Regions from separate parts of the Homo sapiens genome. Here region 2 is linked to region 1. The links are chromatin loops, found by intact Hi-C in ENCODE. Cell type or tissue: mammary epithelial cell. All regions are shown on one strand. Region 1 has its middle 60 kb from the start of BRD1. Region 2 holds the start of SELENOO-AS1 (SELENOO antisense RNA 1).

Region 1 (2,500 bases):
CAGCCTCCTCGGGCAGGTGTGGGCAGGTGGCCCCGACCTCTACAAGGTCATGCATTTTTTTTTTTTAGTCTAATTAAAGATTGGTCAATTTTGTTTATCTTTTCAAAAAACTAACCTTTTGTTTTGTTGATTCTTTGTATTGTTTTCTAGTCTCTATTTTGTTTAGTTCTATTCTGATCTTTATTATTTCCTTCCTTCTATTAATTTGGGGTTTGGCTCATTCTTGCTTTTCAGTTTCTTCGAGGTGCACTGTTAGGTTGTTTACTTGAAGTCTTTCTATCTTTATATATGTAAAGTGTATCTCTTTATCTATCTATCTATGTAGATAGATAGATAGATACAAAGAGACAGGGACTTGCTCTGTCACACAGGCTGGAGTGCAGCGGTACAATCGTGGCTACCTGCAGCCTCGACCTCCTGGGCTCAGGTGCTCCTCCCCACTTAGCCTCCCAAATAGCCAGGACCACAGACACACACCACCACACCCAGCTAATTTTTGTATTTTTAATATAGATGGAGTTTCATTATGTTGGCCAGGCTGGTCTTGAACTCCTGACCTCGTGATCCACCCACCTCGGCCTCCCAAACTGCTGGGATTACAGGCATGAGCCACCGTGCCCGGCCCTGACTGTGTCTTTTCCAATAGCCTGTCTTTGAGCTCATTGATTCCTTCCTCTGCTTGACCCATTCTGCTGTTAAGAGCCTCTATCAATTTTCCAGTTCAGCAGATGTTTTTCTCACTTCCAATATTTCTGTTTGATTTTTTAATTTCAATATCTTTGTTAAAATTCTCTGATAAGTTTCTGAATTGATTTTCTGGGTTATCTTGGAGATCGCTGAGTTTCCCTACAACTGCTATTTTGGATTCTTGATCAGAGGCTCACATGTGGCCATCTCATTAGTCACTGGTTCCTTGCTTTGTCCCTTTGAGTGGTTCACAGTTCCCCGTTTGCTTGTTTCTTGTGAATGCACATCTGCGTCTTTGCATTGAAGGATTAGTTATTTATTCCAGTCTTCTCTGTCTGGCTTGTTTTGGTTTTTACTGGGTATGTTTGCTTAGAGACTCTTTGCCATGTACCTGTTGAATTTTTTTTCTGCTAGGTTGCTGCCTCCTTCTTCGGCACTAGAGGGCAACATAAGTCCAGGTTTTCCTCAGCTCCAATAAAGGATCAGAGTGGGGCTTCCCGTCCCAAATGGGGAAGGTCCCACAGGGGATAGCCCGGCAGTGTGGGAAGACTGGCTGGCGGTCCATGCCCAGGGAACCTATGGACTGTGCCTCCTACCATGTAGCTGAACAGCCTGACTTGGTGCCTCCTTTGGCTGCATTACAGGGCAGTTTTTAGAGCTGGAGATGCTAGTCCCACCTCTTCCCTTTGTCTCTGGCTGGCCTCAGGGATATTTCTCCTTTAAGCATTCTGAATGCTTCCCTTGGGTTGAAGCAGAACAAGTCTCCTGCCAGGGAGCCCAAGATACTGGGAAGCTGGTAGTCCACCTTGATCTCATTTTTCCAGTGCAGAAGCCATGAGTCAGGGGAGATTTGCCCACACTTGGTGCAGGTAGACTGGGGGAAGGGACATCATAGATATAGAATTCCAGTTCTCTTACTGCTTGCTCAGAGTTTATTCACTTCTCTGTGGCCCTGGGGACTGTCTCATCCTCGTATTTGAGTTCTGGGATGTTGCTGGAGATAATCTTGGTGCTGAATATTTGTTTTGGATTTTCTGTGGCAAAGAGTGAAGCCAGCTTGCTTCTATGCTGCCATCTTGGAACTAGCCATCTCCTCAATTCTTTTTTCATTTGCTTTTAATTATAGGTGATAATAACAAGTGAACTCCATAAACCAGCAGGCGCCACGTGTGGGTGCATTTGCCACATATTGATCCTCCAAGGTGGGGGTTGGCTAACCCACCCTGGGCTCTACTCCCCACCCCCCACCTGGCTCGCCCGTGGGGGCGCCATGGGAGGCCGGTTGCTGAGCCCCAGAACCTGGCTGTCCTCACCTGTAGGACAGGATGGGGTGGGGAGTCAGAGGAGGCAGGGAGGAAGTAGAGGGTCTTGGTGCTTCAGACTGGGAGTCCCCACAGCTGAGCTGATGTTAAAACTCTGGGGCGAGAGATCAACAAGAGATGTGCTTCATTTGCAACGGGAGAAACTGTAATGAGATGAGGTAGAGCTGCACTAAGAGTCAGTGAGCAGACATTGTAAGTGAATGCTAATGTCATGAAATATCCACGCAGGAGGGGTCCTAGCTCCGCAGAGCCGTTGCCGGCCTGGTCAAGGGCCAAGCTCACGTGCAGGCCCCCTCCAGGGAGTCCAGGCTTCTTACTGCGTCGCTGAGTCTGGCTGCCCCAGCCCCAGGGCTCCCAGAAGCCCCCACTCACACAGTGGAGTACGCACCCCACCATGCCCCCTGGAGGGGGGACTTTGGCTAGGTCCCGAGAGTGGGGGGGCAGGGGGACCTCTGGGCACTTCACTTTGGACACTCATTATACTGAAATAT
Region 2 (2,500 bases), 440 kb after region 1:
AGTGGGCCGCACGCCACCCCTCCCTGCGGGTGGATGCTGGGTGTCCCCACCTGTGTTGAAGACACCCTCATTTTGGCCGGGGGACAAAGGCTTTTACCCAGCCTCCCCGCCCTTCTCTGAGCTCCCGCTCCTGTCCGCAAACCCCATCATGTGTGCTCGGGCCCTGGGACAAACCTGAAACTCCCCTGGGCTCCGTGGTGTTGGGGGCCCTGGGCGTGCTCTCCTACTGGTATCCCTGCAGGGCCAGCTTGGGGCGGGGGTGCGGGGTGGGAGCTGGCTTGGGTGGAAGGACCATGGGCTGGGCACCTCCCACGTGGGTCGATACGTCTTGATGCCCAGGGCAGCCAGCCGGGTCCTGACTGGGGAGATGCTGAGTGCCCACCTGGGGTCTGGGTCCCCGCCCCACGGACACCACAGACGTCCCACATGGCTTGATGGCATCGTCCTTGTCACAGGGCATTCAGCACACGGTGGGGGAACCCGGCACCTCACCTGGCTGGGCTGGGGGCCTGCAGCATCAGCGGGGTCAGGCCAAGTAGGGGTTCCGGGGGACCGGGCACAGCATCTTCTTTGAGAAGTCTCAGGCCACCCCTGGAGCAGCTGCAGCCAGGGCTGCGTGGGGACCCGCTTTGCCACGTGGCTGGGGGCTGTTGGGCTGCCGTCAGCAGAAGCTGGCGCCAGGCAGGTGCTCCTAGGGCTGTGTCCTGCCCCAGCTCCATCCCTGCAGTCCACCCCAGCCATGTTCCATGTGGGTGGGCGATGGGGCTGCAGAAGGCCGGGAGGAGCCGCTGGGGCAGCCTGGTGCTCCGGCATAGACATGCGTGGGTGGTCAAGGCAGGTCACTCTGCCCCTCTGAGCCTCAGTCTTCTGCCAGTGACGCAGGGAGACGGCACTGACTGCCTCCCAGGAGCGTCGGTGGCCTTGAAGGAGAGAGGTGGTGTCAGGCCTGTGTTCAGCAGGGCCGGTGGGGCCCTCAGTGCACCCTGCACCTTGGGGGCTCCTGGCCCCCCTGTTGATTGGCCCCTATTCTCAAGGTTACCGGTGCTGGGCTGGGTGGGGACTGCTGTCTGGTTGGGGGGGGCCAGGCCAGCAGGGTGGTGGTGGCACCAGGATGGACAGTGGCCTGGCCCTGGGGCAGGTGTGGCCCCTCAGTGAACTGACCCTTCTCTGCTTCTTTGGGGTCTCTACTGGGCCTGAGTCTGGGGTTCCCTGATTTTTCTAGTTTGGGTAAAAGCCAAATTTTGTGAGCATATTAAAGAGTGGATGCTGTGAGTGCAACGCACTCTTCATCGCCACCTTGTGGTTGAGGCGGTGACAGGACATCAGGAAGATCGCCCAGAAACTGCAGAGTGAGAGCCACTCAGCGAAGCACAGCCGGTTTCAGGGAGGGGAAGGATGGACACGAGTGGGGAGGTCTGGGCAGGACCCCGAGGAGGGAGCAAGCACACTGTCCCACCCCAGGTGACGCGGCGCACGGCGCGGATGGTGGCCGAGTGGCAGTGTGTGGGCTTCTGCCACGGCGTGCTCAACACCGACAACATGAGCATCCTGGGGCTCACCATCGACTACGGGCCCTTTGGCTTCCTGGACAGGTAAGTGGCCCTGGGGCCCAGCAAAGTGCAGGCCCCAGGGCTGGGGGGTGCGGGCTGCATGAAACCTGCTGCCCCCAGGCACTGGCCCGTGATGCTTGAGGGGGAGCCGAGGGGGCTGGGGGCTGATGTAGGAAGTAGAGAGTCCAGGGCAATCCCGGAGGCCTTGGCCAGGGGCTGGTGAGACAGGACCCCTGTGGGACAGGGCCAGAGAGCCACGGCCACTTGGGACCTTCCCCTGGGCCTCCCCTCCAGGGTGGCTGCACCATCTCCCGGGAACTTCCTCTCAGGCAGGGCGTGGCTCTCTTGCCCCGTGTGGCAGGTACGACCCCGACCACGTGTGCAATGCCTCCGACAACACCGGCCGCTACGCGTACAGCAAGCAGCCCGAGGTGTGCAGGTGGAACCTGCGGAAGCTGGCCGAGGCCCTGCAGCCGGAACTGCCCCTGGAGCTGGGGGAGGCCATCCTGGCCGAGGAGTTTGACGCCGAGTTCCAAAGGCACTACCTGCAGAAGATGCGCAGGAAGCTGGGCCTCGTGCAGGTGGAGCTGGAGGAAGACGGGGCGCTGGTGTCCAAGCTCCTGGAGACCATGCATCTGACCGGTGAGTGACCCAGCCGTGCCCACAGCAAGGCGCCTCCCGTGCTGTTGTGCTTAGAGATGGTTTACCTTCTGGCTTCCAGGTTCCAAGTGCACAGTCACTCCCTGGGCCCACCCCAGCCCTGGCACCCCCATTCTACTCTCTGTCTTTATGAATTTGGTGAATCTAGGACCTGCTGCGAGTGGAGTCATACGGTGCTTGTTCTGTAGTGACTGCTTATTTCACTTAGCATAAGGTCCTCAATGTTCACCCAGGTCCGTATCAGGATTTTATTCCATTTGAAGGCTGAGAAGCATCCCGTTGTGTGGACA

The links. Hi-C counts contacts between places; a loop is a spot of excess contacts. Peaks named below come from ENCODE experiments on the same cell type or tissue, not always from the same donor. Only the 100,000 strongest peaks of a DNase experiment are listed, where the experiment ranks them.
Region 2: a loop joins it to region 1, with 13 times the contacts of the local background. A loop is called at or near these places in 6 of 110 quality-filtered maps.

What each region holds. Positions count from the first base shown.
Region 1 is chr22:49,766,357-49,768,856 of GRCh38, forward strand. No RefSeq gene overlaps it. Among named protein-coding and RNA genes, the nearest start is that of BRD1, 60 kb to the right of the region's middle. In mammary epithelial cell, a CTCF peak has its summit at 1,130 (motif pointing right); no DNase peak of the experiment used is centred here.
Region 2 is chr22:50,208,720-50,211,219 of GRCh38, forward strand. SELENOO (selenoprotein O) reads left to right here. Exons shown (of 9, transcript NM_031454.2): 4 at 1,462-1,592; 5 at 1,912-2,192. It overlaps SELENOO-AS1 (SELENOO antisense RNA 1), which reads right to left and starts at 1,462. Exons shown (of 2, transcript XR_938352.3): 1 at 493-1,462; 2 at 1-50. In mammary epithelial cell, a CTCF peak has its summit at 1,298 (motif pointing left); no DNase peak of the experiment used is centred here.